Regions from separate parts of the Homo sapiens genome. Here region 2 is linked to region 1. A link is a contact called in ENCODE Hi-C data. All regions are on one chromosome and are shown on one strand. Each heading gives the region's core, a stretch centred on a gene start or an enhancer-like site at or near the end of the contact. The rest is flanking DNA. Distances are from core to core; before and after follow the strand shown. Region 1 has its middle 16 kb from the start of TMPRSS12. Region 2 holds the start of TFCP2 (transcription factor CP2).

Evidence for each region. Hi-C counts contacts between places; a loop is a spot of excess contacts on that map. Pooled maps may share reads with other maps.
Region 2: a loop to region 1 is called in a map of B cell, with 11 times the contacts of the local background. The contact joins the promoter of TFCP2 here to the enhancer-like site in region 1. A Hi-C loop is called at or near these places in 3 of 168 maps with a recorded cell type or tissue (B cell, mammary epithelial cell and naive thymus-derived CD4-positive, alpha-beta T cell), 1 of 37 single-sample maps with no recorded cell type and 9 of 50 pooled maps.

What each region holds. Positions count from the first base shown.
Region 1 is chr12:50,822,593-50,830,360 of GRCh38, reverse strand. No RefSeq gene overlaps it. Among named protein-coding and RNA genes, the nearest start is that of TMPRSS12, 16 kb to the left of the region's middle. Within about 2 kb of position 4,845, at least 3 of the 41 ENCODE cell types and tissues checked have a DNase peak (open chromatin) inside an H3K27ac peak, as active enhancers do; they include B cell, where a contact is called at or near this core.
Region 2 is chr12:51,169,572-51,177,339 of GRCh38, reverse strand. TFCP2 (transcription factor CP2) reads left to right here and starts at 4,205. Exons shown (of 15, transcript NM_005653.5): 1 at 4,205-5,039. The coding sequence starts at 4,918. It overlaps LOC124902933 (a long non-coding RNA gene), which reads right to left and starts at 2,785. Exons shown (of 2, transcript XR_007063307.1): 1 at 2,657-2,785. RefSeq lists enhancers at 3,883-3,932, 4,025-4,772, 4,873-4,922.

The sequences.
Region 1 (7,768 bases), core at 3,596-6,095:
CTTATTTTGAAAACATAAGATCTTTTAAAAATCACACTATTATACTTTAATATGAATTATAATTATTTAATAGCAACTCATTAAATGAAGCCAGCATTACATTAATACCAAAAATCAAAGACATTACAAGGACAGAAGACTGTAGAAAAATATCCTTTATGAAGAGGGATGCAAAAATCTTCAATAAAATATTGCAGATTAAGTCCAGCATTATATAAAAGGATAATATATCATGACCAAGTAGTGGTTATTCTGAGAATACAAGACTGGTGGTTCAATATTAGAAAATAAGGCCAGGCAGGTAGCTCATACCTATAATCCCAGCACTTCAGGAGGCCAAGGCAGGCAGATCACTTGAGCCCAGAAGTTCGAGACCAGCCTGAGGAACATGCTGAAACCCTATCTCTACAAAATACGAAAACATTAGCTGGGTGTGGTGACACGTGCCTGTAGTCTCAGCTACTTGGGAGGCTGAGGTAGGAGGAACGCTTGAGGCTGGGGAGGTTGAGGCTGCAGTGAGCTGTGATGGCACCACTGCACTCCAGCCTGAGTGACAGCGTGAGACCCTGTCTCAAAGATCTAAATAAATGGAGAGAGGCACAGAGCAAGATGGCAGAATAGAAGCCTAAACTGTTCATCTCCCATCCACTGGAGCACCAAATTTAACAACTAACTGCACACAGAAAAGCACTGTCACAAGAAATAAAAATTGGGTGAGCAGTCACAGTACCTGGTTTTAACTTCGCATTGCCAAAAGAGGCATTAGGAGGGCAGGAGAGACAATCTTGAGTCTAACACCCCTCCAGAGTCCCCTGGCAGTGGCCTTGCAGCGCACAGAGAGCATCTGTGTGCTTTGGGGAGTGACAGTGACTTTACACTGAACTCAGTGCTGACCTGTGAGAGTGGAACCAGTGCCCATGCATAGAGGGGGCATTTGGACCAGCCCTAGCCGGGGCTAGGAAAAATTGCCCATCCCAGCAGTTGGAATTTGAGTTTCACAGCAAGCCTCACCACCGCGGGCTGTAGTGCTCTGGAGTCCCAGGTATACTTGAAAGGCAGTCTAGGACACAAGGACTGCAATTCCTAGGCAACCCCTAGTGCTAGGCTGGGCTTAGAGACAGTGAACTAGGGTGGCACATGACCTCAGGTGACACCAGCTGGCACAGCTAAGGGAGGGCTAGCACCATCCCTCCCCCAGCCCCAGGCAGTACATCTCATAGCAACGAAAGTGAGTCCTTCCTTTGTTTAAGGAGAGGAGAGCGGAGAGTAAAGAGGACTTTGTCTTGCATCTTGGATACCAGCTCAGTCACAGAAGGGTAGGGCACTGGGCAGAGTCATGAGGCCTCCATTTAGGCCTGAGCTCCCAGACAACATTTCTAGACACACCCTGAGCCAAAAGGGAACCTGCTGCCTTGAAGAGAAGGATCCAATCTTGGCAGGATTTATCACCTGCTGACTAAAGAAACATGCTGGCTTCAAGGGAGACCCAGCACATTCCCAGCTGTGGTGGCTATGGTGAAAGACTCCTTGTGTTTGAGAAAAGTAGAGGGGAAAGCAAAGGGGACTTTTTCTTGCACCCGAGGTACCAGCTCGGCCACAGTAGGCTAGAGCAACAAGCAAGCTCTTGGGGTTCCCTGAATCCGGGGCTAGGCTCTTGGATAGCATTTCTGGACCTGTCCTGGGCCAGAGGGGGACCCACTGCCCTGAAGGGTGAGTCCCAGACCTGGCAGCATTGACCACAAGCTGATAGAAGAGCCCTTGGGCTTTAAGCAAACATCGGCAGTGGCCTGGCAGAACCACCCATGGGCCAGTGGTGGTGGTGGCCACAGGGAGAGGCTCCGTTGCCTGTGGAAAATGGAGGGAAGAGTGGGAAGGACTTTGTATTGTGGTTTGAGTACCAGCTTAGCCACAGTAGAATAGGACATCAGGTAAATTGCTAAAGTTTTTGACTCCAATCCCTGGCTCCCAGACAGCATCTCTGGACATGCCTGGGCTTAGGGAAACTTGCCACCTTGAAGGGAAGGGCCTTGGGCAAAGCCCAATGCTGTGCTGGCATCAGGTCTGACCCAGTGCAGTTCCAGTGGTGGTGGTCACAGAGGTGCTTGCATCACCACAGCCCCAGTTCCAGATGCCTCAGCACAGAGAGACAGACTCTGTGTGTTTGGGAGAAAGTAAGGGAGGAGAACAAGAGTCTGCCTGGTAATCCAGAGAATTCTTCTGGATCTTATCGAAGACTACCAAGGCGGTACCTCTGTAAGCCTACAAAAACCACGGCGTTATTGTGCTTGGGGTCCAAGTCCCTTCAAATATCTAGAAAGCCTTACCAAGAAGGAAGGGCACAAACAAGCCCAGACTGTGAAGACTACAATAAATACCTAACTCTTCAATGCCCAGATAGCAAAGAACATCTACAAGCATCAACACCATCCAGGAACACATGACCTCACCAAATAAACTAAATAAATGGAGAGAGAGAGATTGTGTTCATGGGAAACACTCAATATTGTTAAGATACCAGTTCTTCCCAAATTGTACATAGGTTTAAAGCAATTCTAATCAAAATCCCAGCAGGCTTTTTTTTTGTGAATATAGACAAGCTGATTCTAAAATTTATATAAAAAGACAAAGGAACTAGAATAGCCAAGATAATTTTTTTAAAAACAACAAAATTTAAAGAACTTACATAACTGGACTTCAAGACTTTTTATGAAGCTCCAGTAATCAAGATAGTATGATTTTGTTGAAAGGATAAACACATATAAATCGGCGGGATATGGTCTCTGTGAAACCAATCCTTTGAAAATTATTTGTTGAGACTTACTTTATTGTCCAATATGTGGTATGTTTTCATAAACACTCGTGTTTGAAAAGAACTATCTGAAGTTGTGTAGTGTATTCTGCCTCGAATTTCACTGATTATAGGTGCACACAGATCACATTTAAACATCTCTGGAATCAGCATGCATCTTACCACAATGACAATGGCATAGTTTACTTGGCAGTGGTTTTTCTTTCTTAGTGGTATTTAAAATAATAGTGTGCCTTACAATCAGTGGTGCCTTACAATTGATGAAATTCAGTATATCTATTAGGTCAAGTTTACTCATTGTTCAACTCCCCATCTTAGCTGATATTTTCCTGCCTTTTATATCAATTATAAGAGAGCTATGTTAAAAATCTACTAAGATTGTAGTTTTAAAAAAATTTCTCATATTTATTTTGCTTAACATCCAGGTCCTGTATTAGGTGTGCTGAAGTTTAGATGTGTTTTATCTTCTAGGTTAATTGAATCTTTTATTTTTATTTTTAAATTTTTTTTTTTGAGGCAGTTTCACTCTTGTCCAGGCTGGAATGCAATGGCATTATCTTGGCTCACTGCAACCTCTGCCTCCTGGGTTCAAGCAATTCTCCTGTCTCAGCCTCCTGAGTAGCTGGGATTATAGGCATATGCCACCATGCCTGCCTAATTTTTGTATTTTTTATTTATTTATTGTTTTAGTAGAGATGGGGTTTCATTATATTGGTCAGGCTGATCTCGAACTCCTGACCTCAGGTGATCCGCCCACCTCGGCCTCCCAAAGTGCTATGATTACAGGTGTGAGCCATGACGCCAGACCTGAGTCTTTTATTTTTTTTAGTGGCTGATTTTGTCCCAAGTAATTATTTTTGCTTTAAAGTCTATCTTGTTCAATATAGTTATGCCAGCTTGCTTTTGGCTAATATTTGGTATAACTTTTTCCATGTTTTTACTTAAAGTACCAAGTCTTCAGCCCTGCTGTTTCCTTATATTTTAGATTTACCTCTTATAAGTACCATATAGTTAGATATTATTTCCTAATTCAACCTGACAATCTTTGTCATTTAACTAAAATGCCCAGTTTGTTTACATTTATTATGATTATTGATACATATGGATTGATTTCTACCATCTTATTTTGGGCTGTTTGTCCCACCTGTTTCTTTCTTTTTCTCTCCTTTCTTGTCTTTTGGATTGATGAGTGTTTTTACTGGGTATAGAATTCTAGGTGTTTGTGCACAATGATAAAGTGAAAAGTTGAGGGCCCTTTTGTTCTCTTTTGTCATCTCCAGAAGCAGAGTTTGAGCTTGTGAAAAACCATGGTTCATATGTATTTGGCATCCTTCACCTACCACAATACTTAGTACATAGTTAATTCATAGGAATTCCATTTATTTTGATTATCTTTGACTACAGCTGGCAAGATGTGGCCTTTTCCTTTTAAAAAATTTATTGCTAAGAACTCTAAGGCAGTTTTTGTTTAAATGTTTTGTAAACTTAGCCTATGTTATTTGCAGCTTTTCTGAATTAAAAAAAAAAATTGGCAAGCCTTTTCCCCAGATGCGGCATTAAATTCTAAGAGCTGTCAGTTGGGCAAAACTTTGATCATTTTGTTCCAAAATTAATTATTAAATCACCATACCTACGTTCCTCACTAAATTTCCTCTGGTCTACTTGATCGTTCATTTATGGAATGATACAGTATTAAGGTACCATTTATAAACTTCTAAAAAAAATACTGCAATCCAGCATGCATTATTTATGGATCTGTGTAAATATTAAAACAGGGACTGGGCTGGGCATGGTGGCTCATGCCTCTAATCTCAGCACTTTGGGAGGCCAAGGTAGGTGGACTGCTTGAGCTCACTAGTTCAAGGTCAACCTGGGCAACATGGCAAGACCATGTTTCAAAAAAAAAAAAAAAAAAAACAGGAAAGAAAAAAAGTAATTTTGGAGTTAGAGCTGTGTAAATCAGTGTGTAAAACTTCTGTGATTTTAAAATGGAGGGTTGCCATCTAGTGGACACATTTAAATAAAACCTTTAAAGTCTTTCATAATAGGTTATGACGCAATGGAATAAAGTTTTTCAGACTCTTCCACACCACACGTAAGAAAGAAGGTATATTCTGATAGTTAAAACAACTTTGGAGTTTATCAGACCTAGGTATGAACCCTGGTTTTCTTATTTACTGTGTAACCTTGGGCAAAGTTTCAAACCTGTCTGTACCTTAGTGAGTTTGAACTCAGACCTTCATTGATTTAACAAAGTTCCCAACTTACAATGGTTCAACTTACAATTTTTTGACTTTATGATGGTGTGAAAACGATACTCATTCATTAGGAAACACGCTTCAAATTTTGATCTTTTCCTGGGCTGGTGATATTCAGTATAATACTCTGGCAATGCTGGGCAGTGGCAGAGAGCCGCAGCTCCCAGTCAGCCATGTGATCAAGAGGGTTAACAACTGTTACTCTGCAGTCTACTGTGTTGCCAGATGATTTACCTATAGGGTAATCTAAGCATTCTGAGCACGTCTAAGGTAGGCCAGGCTAAGCTATGATGTTTGCTAGGTTAGGTGTATTAAATGAATTTTTAATTTACAATACTTTCAACTTACCATGGGTTTATCAGGATATAACTCCATCATTAACAGTAGAGGAGGTCAGGCGTGCACACCTGTAATCCCAGCACTTTGGGAGACCAAGGCGGGTGGGTCACCTGAGGTCACGAGTTCGAGAACAGCCTGACCAAGGTGAAACCCCATCTCTACTAAAAATACAAAAATTAGCCAGGCGTGGTGGCACGTGCCTGTAATCCCAGCTACTCCGGAGGCTGAGGCAGGAGAATCATTTGAACCCGGGAGGCGGAGGTTGCAGTGAGCTGAGATCACGCCATTGCACTCCAGCCTGGGCAACAAGAGCAAAGCTCCGTCTCAAATAAACAACAGCAACAACAACAACAAAAACCACAAACAATAAAACAGTAAAGGAGCATCTGCATTATGAAGCCCTCCAGTGAACTAGATTAGACTGTGGGGATGGTTTCCTAGACTGTGGGGAGATAGCAGAGCACAAAATTAGACAGTCTCCTCCTAGAGTTTAATAAGGGTTGTGTTAGGGGTACTGGGGAGGGACTACTATTAATATTTTAGAGTGGGCAGTTAGAAATTGGGTTTAAATCTTAGATCCCTTAATAATGCTTATATAACCTTAGGCAAATACCAGTCTCAAGGATGACATTAAGACCTAAGTTCAACACGAGCTGTAACACGGCTTCGTTCATCACTTTTTTCCTAGTAATGCTTGGAATAGAAAAGGCCTTCGATAAGTATCTGCTGAATGTATGAATGGCACTACTTTAGCATTACCTGAACACATTTCCTGGCGCCTAAGCACTCAATAAATTTTAGTATTAAGGAAATTACATGACTATGTATATTATGTACATAGGGAACCTTGGACTTAAAACAATTTTAGATTGATACATAATTTACCAGTTAAAAATTGTTATATACACTTACTGAAGGCAGCAAACTGCTGCATGTAACCCTATCAATATTGAGGGAAGGCCAGGCACAGTGGCTGACGCCTGTATTCCCAGCCAAGATCGCCTGAGGTCAGGAGGTCGAGACTAGCCTGGCCAACATGGCAGAACCGTCTCTAATAAAAATACAAAAATTAGACAGGCATGGTTGCGCACGTCTGTAATCCCAGATACTCGAGAGGCTGAGGCAGGAGAATCGCTTGAACTCGGGAGGCAGAGATTACAGTGAGCCAAGATCGTGCCACTGCACTTCAGCCTGGGCGACAGAGTGAGACTCCACCTCAAAAAAAGAAAATATATATATATTTATATATATATTATATAATTTAATTATATATTTTTATTATATATATAATTAAAATATATATTATATATAATATAATATATATTATATATAATATAATATAGATTATATATATAAAATCTATATTATATATAATATAGATTATATAATATAGATTATATAATCTATATTATATATAATAGATTATATATATAAAAATATACATATATTTATATATTTCCTCTATATAGAGAGAGGAAAAGGATCTCAACCACGCAATGGCAGAGAGATACGGTCTCTAATGCCTACCTATGTCTGCTACAAAAAAATTTACACCAATAAAGGGAGATGGTTATCAGAATCTCTCTCTCAAAAGTGGGAGGAGGGGATGGCAGGCACAGTGGCTCATGCCTATAATCCCAGCACTTTGGGAGGCCGAGGTGGGTGGATCACTTGAGGCCAGGAGTTCGAGACTAGCCTGGCCAACATGAGAAACCTCACCTCTACTAAAAACTACAAAAATTAGCCGGGTGTGGTGGCACAGGCCTATAAACCCCAGCTACTCGGGAGGCTGAGGCACGAGAATCACTTAAGCCTGGGAGATGGAGGTTGCAGTGAGCCAAGATTGCACCACTGCACTCCAGTCTGGGCAACAGAGCAGAGCAAGACTGTGTCTCCAGAAGAAAAAAAAAAAAGTGGGAGGAGGGGGTGTTAAATGGCCTAAACCTCCTCCAAATGACTGTCCCTCAAAAATTCCTGCCAAACTCTCCTAGAACAGCCTTCTGAATTCTACTACCTTGAGGTATGCGTTCCTTCACTTTTATAGTAAAACAAACAGTACTTATTAAAAACAGGCCAGGCGAGGTGGCTCACACCTGTAATCACAGCACTTTGGGAGGCCAAGGTGGGCGGATCACTTGAGGTCAGGAGTTCGAGATCAGCCTGGCCAACATGATGAAGCCCCGCCTCTACTAAAAATACAAAAATTAGCTTGGCGTGGTGACGCACGCCTGTAATCCCAGCTACTTGGGAGGCTGAGGCAGAATTGCTTGAACCCAGGAGGCGGAGGTTGCAGTGAGCCAAGAGTGGGACACTGCACTCCAGCCTGGGTGATAGAGCGAGACTCTGTCTCAAAAAAACAACA
Region 2 (7,768 bases), core at 2,956-5,455, 350 kb before region 1:
GTTCTGCTTGATCCTGACCACTCTGTCCTGAGTCTCAGCTTCCTCATATTGAAAAACAAAACAAAAACTTCTATGAAGATTAAATGATATGATGTATTTGATTTATTTATTTTTAATAGAGACAGTGTCTTGCTCTGTTGTCCAGGCTGGGTGTAAAGGCCCAATCATGGCTCACTGTAGCCTCGAACTCCTGGGCTCAAACCATCCTCCCACCTCAGCCTCCTGAGTAGCTGGGACTACAGGTGCACACCACCATGCCTAATTTTTAAATTTCTTGTAGAGAAGGGGGTCTCACTATATTGCCTAGGCTGATCTTTAACTCCTGGGCTCAAGTGATCCTCCTGCCTCAGCCTCCCAAAATGCTGAGATTACAGGTATGAACCATGGTGCCAGGCCAAGACAATGTATTTTAAAGTGCTATTAAGGCTGGACACGGTGGCTGACACAGTGGCTCATACCTGTAATTCCAGCACTTTGAGAGGCAGAGGCAGGCAGATCTCATGAGGTCAGGAGTTCAAGACCAGCCTGGCCAACATGGAAACCCCGTCTCAACTAAAAATATAAAAATTAGCCAGGCATGGTGGCGTGTGCCTGTAGTCCCAGCTACTCGGGAGGCTGAGGCAGGAAAATTGCTTGAACCCAGAAGGCGGAGGTTGCAGTGAGCCGAGATCGCGTCACTACACTGCAGCCTGGGCGACAGAGGGAGACTCCGTCTCATAAATGAATAAATAAATAAATAAATAAATAAATAAATGCTATTAAAACCATAACAGTCTCGGTACCGTGGCTCATGCCACGGTAATCCCAGTACTTTGGGGGGCTGAGGTGGGAGGATCGCTTGAGCCCAGGAGTTTGACACTCACTTGGGCAACATAGTAAGATTCCATTTCTACTAAAAATAAAAAATTAGCTGAGTGTCGTGGTGTATGCCTTTAGTCCCAGCTACTCGGAAGGCTTAGGTAGGAGAATTGCTTGAGCCTGGGAGGTGCAAGATGCAATGAGCTGTGATCATGCCACTGCATTCCAGCCTGGGCAACAGAGTGAGACCCTGTCTCAAAAACACCAAAACCAAAACTTAAAAAAAGAAAACATGGCCGGGCACTGTGGCTCATGCCTGTAATCCCAGTACTTTGGGAGACCGAGGCGCGCAGATCAAGAGATCAAGACCATCCTGGCCAACATGGTGAAACCCTGTCTCTACTAAAAATACAAAAATTAGCTGGGCGTGATGGCATGTGCCTGTAGTCCCAGCTACTTGGGAGGCCGAGGCATAAGAATCGCTTGAACCCAGGAGGCAGAGGTTGCAGATCGCACCACTGACTACAGCCTGGCAACACAGCGCGACTCAGTCTCAAAGGGCATAGTGGTGTGCACCTGTAGTCCCAGCTACTTGGGAGGCAGAGGCAAGAGGATTGCTTGAGCCCAGGAGTTTAAGGTTACAGTGAGCTATGATCAGGCCACTGCACTCCAGTCTGGGTGACAGAGGGAGACCCTGTCTCTAAAAGAAACAAAAAAATCCCAAGCCCATAACATACTATACAATGTAAATTAATGTTATTAAAATAGGATAACAAAATCAACCCAATCTTAACAGAGAAGCAGAAGTGTACTACCAGTGGGAGACTGGAGATAACATTTATTGAATCATTACTATTTTTGCGGCATTTTGGTACCTTATTTAATACTCACAACAGGCTGGGCGCGGTGGCTCACGCTTGTAATCCCAGCATTTTGGGAGGCCGAGGCGGGCGGATCACGAGGTCAGGAGATGGAGACCACGGTGAAACCCCATCTCTACTAAAAATATTAAAAAAATTAGCTGGGCATGGTGGCGGGCGCCTGTAATCCCAGCTACTCGGAGAGGCTGAGGCAGGAGAATGGTGTGAACCCGGGAGGCGGAGCTTGCAGTGAGCTGAGATCGCGCCACTGCACTCCAGCACTCCAGCCTGGGTGACAGAGCGAGACTCCGTCTCAAAAAAAAAATACTCACAACAATTTTAGGGGGAGGTATTATTTTCACTAATTTATGCATTAAAATACTGAGGCTCAGAGATGTAAAGTTACTTGCCTGAGATTACACAGCTAGAGATGGAGCTGATGGTCAAACAAGGCATGGCTCTATCTAAGAGAGGTTTAAAAATACCCTAAGTACAATGCTGGTTTACAAAGGATTTTGACCACCGGGCACGGTGGCTCACGCCTGTAATCCCAGCACTTTGGGAGGCTGCGCCAGGTGGATCATTTGAGGTCAGTTCAGAACCAGCCTGGCCAACATGGTGAAACCCCGTCGCTACTAAAAATACAAAAATTAGCCGGGTGTGGTGGTACACACCTGTAATCCCAGCTACTCGGGAGGCTGAGGCAGGAGAATTGCTTGAACCTGGGAGATGGAGGTTGCAGTGAGCTGAGATTGCGCCACTGCACTCCAGCCTGTTCGAGAGACCAAGACTCTATCTCAAAAACAAAAACAAAACCCAAAAACTTTGAGCCCTCAGATCTCCATGTGACATCTCTCTTTTTGTCTATGAGCCCAGGACCCATTCCTTTATCCACAGTCACACATTTTGAGATAGAACTGGCTCATGGGAAGAAAAGATGGCTTAAAGAGATACTGAATGTCTCCAGAATGAGCTAAGACTTTGATCCTAGGGCTTACCAAGGTAAGACGGCAGGTTTAAGCCTGGAGCCTTCAGAGAGATGCCTGTGGCTGAAACACCCCATACCAGCACAACATGTTGCCATCTTCATGTCAACTTCTCTCTTTTTCTTGGTTCTCTTATTCCTTTTTCATTCCTTTTTAAATTCAATAAACATGTTTAAAAGTCCTGTTGAAAGCAGGAACTATAGTAGGAGATATTTAGAACGCAAGCCTGAAAAAGACCTATTCCTTATTCTTTAGATCAATCTAGTGAGAGAGGCAGATATATACAAAAGTATAAGTCAAGGCAGATTTTAAAAAATTCAGCAACGGAATACAACAATGAACCAAGACTTTCACATAAAGGCAATGTCTTGTAACGAAAAATGCCAGGCTTTGGAATCAGCTCTGAAGCTGGCATGTCAATTTAGCTCCGGCCAATTTAAGGGCTTAGCCTTGGTTTCTTACTGATAAAATAAGAGTCATTAAATTTAGCTTTATAATTCTAATTCCAAGATCGCTTTGAGGACTACTCATAGTGTAATAAAGTTCCTAGCAGTAGTTGATACTTAATAAACAATGGCCATTATTACTCAATCCTCAAAGGAGGAAGGTGGAGCAGATAAAGTTACTCCCACTCCCGTTTACAAACGAGGAAGCTAAATCTGTGACATTAAGCAATTGTTCTGAAGACACCAAAGTAGCAAATGAAGACGCCAGCCTAAACTCTGATTTTCAGATCTTTTAAATTCCAACACCCCATACCAGCACAACAACCTTTTAAAAACCACTGTTTTTTTTTTTTTTTTTTTTTTTTTTTTTTTTTTTTTTGAGACGGAGTTTCACTTTTGTTGCCCAGGCTGGAGTGCAATGGCGCGATCTCGGCTCACTGCAACCTCCGCCTCCTGGGTTCAAGAGATTCTCCTGCCTCAGCCTCCCGAGTAGCTGGGATTACAGGCCCGCGCCACCACACCTAGCTAATTTTTGTATTTTTAGTAGAGACGGGGTTTCTCCATGTTGGTCAGGCTGGTCTTGAACTCCCGACCTCAGGTGATCCGCCCGCCTCGGCCTCCCAAAGTGCTGGGATTACAGGCGTGAGCCACCGCGCCCGGCCTAAAAACCACATTTTTACTGATCTCATGCTTTTCTGTTCAAATGCATTAGAGAGGATGCCGAAGATAAAATGAATATACAGGGAAGTGGGACTTATGCAGGGTCTTGACCTCCGGAGAGGTGAGTTTAAGGAGACAGGAGTATGGGCAGGAGCAAGCGCACACACGTAAGGAGCGTTTGGGAAGCCGTCAAGAGTCCGCCAGGGGTGGAGTGGGTTCATAAGGCTAGAAGAAGGGCTCCTTCCATGGCTCAGGGTGACGACTTGATGGGTAGCGAATACCAGAACTCTGGTAACTACACGGATACACGTTTAAACCCGGACACTTGCACGCCGGGTCCTCCCCGTGATCGCCCAGCCCATCTCGGGGGCAGAGCCGTGGCGCAGCCCGCCTATCATCGCTGCCGAGACTGACGCGGTCTCTTCTTTATAGGCGAACGACAGCGTGACGTCATGTTCGCCGGGCAGGCGAGGAAAGAGGACGCCATGATTGGTTGGCGCTGGGGCGGCGGACGGTGGAAGGGCCTGGCGAGTCTAGGTTTTACGCCTGTGCTGGACTTTCTCCTTCCATGTTTCCAGGCCGTGGGGGGCTACAGAGGGCGAGAAGTCGGCTCAGCGGAAACCTGGATTTGGTTCTAAGCCGTGGGGTTGAGAAGGGGTGACCGGAAGTGATCGTGGGACTGACCGGAAGCGAGGCCTGGAGGGGAAAGAGAGAGCGAGACCTGGGAGGGAGGGGGCCTCCAGCAGAAAGGGGCGGGGGAAAAGGTGCAAAAGCAGCGTGGGAGCGCCGGGCTGGCTTCCTGCGGCTGCTGCTGGTCTGACTGGGAAGCAGCAAGCCACCACTACGAACTCTCAAGAGGAGTGGGAGTGCGGGAGTCCAGAGCTGCCTCTGGGAAGTCTGCAGTAGTTGAGCAAAGGGGTCCTCACGTTCCTGAGAGCTGGGCAGGGGGGATTTTGGAACCTGGGGCAGCCAAGAACGAGCAGCCAAGGGTACGGGAGATTAGTTGTGCACAGAGCAGTGCTGGTCGGGCTTGGGGGTGGCTGGTGGGCACTGCGTGGGAAACCTTGGTTTGTAGTTTTCTTGGTTTGCGTTACTCCTGTTGGGTAGAATTACCCTCCGCGCCTTTGTACAAGACACGGTGTCTCCTGGGGCAAGGAAGGAGCCAGGATGGCCTGGGCTCTGAAGCTGCCTCTGGCCGACGAAGTGATTGAATCCGGGTTGGTGCAGGACTTTGATGCTAGCCTGTCCGGGATCGGCCAGGAACTGGGTGCTGGTGCCTATAGCATGAGGTGAGTGAGATTTTCCCAGACCCTACACCTTCTGAATAACAAAGGCGGATAGACACTAAGAAAAGGGGTTGAGTGGGAAGGAGGTGTATAGAGTTTTAAAAAGCTGTTTACGATTGGGGAAAAGGGACTTGTTCTTTTGTCGCTTTGAGTAGTTAGTGTTGTGGAAGAAATGGAAAAAGCGATTGTAGGCGATATGAAGCCTGTGCAGAATCAGTGGAAGAAGGAAGTGGTCCCTGATTAGTAACCAGATGAATGTTGAGAGGCTTTTGTGCCAATGTGGGAGACTTGGGGACTGATGGTGTATGTGTGGGTAAGTCTGACGTTGTGTGAAGAAGGGTTACATATAGCATAGGAATGGTATCTAGGAAGTTGGGAAATTGGGAGCTGGTGCTTAATGATGAATATTGGTTCGTTTCTTGTTGGAAAGATATGGAAGTCCTTGATGAAGAAGTCCGTACAGCTCTATCTTACCACTAGCTTGCTTTAAGACTTTACTTAATTCTGGGATTTCTGACTTTTAAAACATAAGCTGTGAAATGAAAAAGTGACGAAGAAAACTTAAGATGCTTCTGGATCTTTATGTATCAAGCCAGTTGTTGATAACAGATGAAAAATCTCCTTTCGGCCGGGTGCGGTGGCTCACGCCTGTAATCCCAGCGCTTTGGGAGGCTGAGGCGGGCGGATCACTTGAGCTCAGGAGTTCGAGACCATCGTGGCCAACGTGGTGAAACCCCGTCTCTACTAAAAATACAAAAATTAGCCGGGTGTGGTGGCGCGGGCCTGTAATCCCAGCCACTCGGGAGGCTGAGGCAGGAGAATCGCTTGAACCCGGGAGGCGGAGGTTGCAGTGAGCAGAGATGGTGTCATTGCACTCCAGCCTGGGCAACAAAGTGAGACTCCATTTGAAAAACAAAGCAAAACAAAACAAAAACTCCTTTGAAAGCAACATTATTGCCTATATAACTTGTTGCATGCATTGGCTGCTTCATTCCTCCAGTATAGTTTATTTCATTTATAGATGTGTAAGAATCCTGTATGGAAATGTTGAAACAGCTGCATCTTAGGGGTAGATGGACTATAATTGGGTTTCCTAATGCATTATTAAGACTTAATCTAAATAAGTGAGTCAAGAGACTAGAACTTAACATTTTCATTGGGTTTATGAGTTCATAGGGGAAAGATGCTTTTTAGGGGGAAAGTAGATGCATTTTTCATTCTGATAATGAGATCTTTTAAGAGTTATATAAAGTTCCTTTATTCCTGCCAATTCAAAGTAGACTTACCTCACTGAAGTAAAATTATGAGTTAGAATTTAATACTTCAGGCCGGGCACGGTGGCTCATGCCTGTAATCCCAGCACTTTGGTAGGCTGAGGTGGGCGGATCACGAGGTCAGGAGTTCGAGAACAGCCTGGCCAACATGGTGAAACCCCGTCTCTACTAAAAATTCAAAAAATTAGACGGGTGTGGTGGCGCACGCCTGTAATCCCAGCTACTTGGGAGGCTGAGGCAGGAGAATTGCTTGAACCGGGAGGCGGAGGTTGCAGTGAGCAGAGATCGCATCATTGCACTCCAGCTTAGGCAACAAGAGTAAAACTCCGTCTCAAAAAAAAAAAGGGGGAGAGAATTTAATACTTCAGCATCTTCAGGAATCTTTACTTAGAATAATAAAGACTATTATTCTAAATAATAATCATGCCTGTAATCCCAGCACTTTGGGGGGTGGAGACTGGAGGATCTCTTGAAGCCAAGGAGTTCAAGACCCGCTCTCCACAAATAAATCAACAAATAAATTACCCAGGCCTGGTGGCATGTTCCTGTAGCCCCAGCTACTCAGGAGACTGAGGTGGGAGGATTGCTTGAGCCCAGGAGTTTGAGTCTGCAGTGAGTTGTGATTGCACCACTGTACTCCAGCCTGGTGACAGAGTGAGACCTCATCTCTTAAAATTAAAAAAAAAGAAAGATTTTAAAAATTAAGAAAAATTGGAAAAAAATACTATCGTTATATAAATATTTTAGTGATTTTCAGGGAAACTTGAGTTCCATATGTTCTATCATGCAGTGTTCTTAGTCATGAGAAATTTAACTTTGGTTTTACCTATCCTTGTTTATGTAAGTCTGAGCATAAAAACAGAGGTTAATTTGGTCTGAAAGTAAGTGCCCTGACCCTGAACTTACACATGAGCGTCTGACATAATATTTGACAATTTTTTATGCTGTTACTTGTGTAAAGATATTCACAGCAAAAAGTTTGATTTTGTTTAGGTTACCAGAGGTTAGGCTGGAAATAATTAAATATAACTGTACTCATTATAAAAATAGTTAACATCACCAGCAAACATTTGTTAATCTACTAGGTGCAATACCATATGCTCTTGATACTATGCCATCTTACATTTAATTAAGAGTTCTTTACAAATCATACTCTGTGTTTTTCACAGACATTAGAATGGCTTGCATATTTACACATTTAGTTTTTTCAACATCAAAATCAAATGCACAAGTTTCAAACATCACTTTGAGTTCTTGAGAGTATAGTGTGCCAACATTTTAAGTACTTTCTTCTTTTCTTTTCTTTTTGAGACGGGTCCTGTTCTGTCACTCAGGCTGGGGTGCAGTGGCACCATCTCGGCTCAGTAGAACTTCCATCTCCCGGGCTCAAGTGATCCTCTCACTTCAGCCTTCCGAGTAGCTGAGACTATAGGCATATAACACTACGCCTGGCTTTTT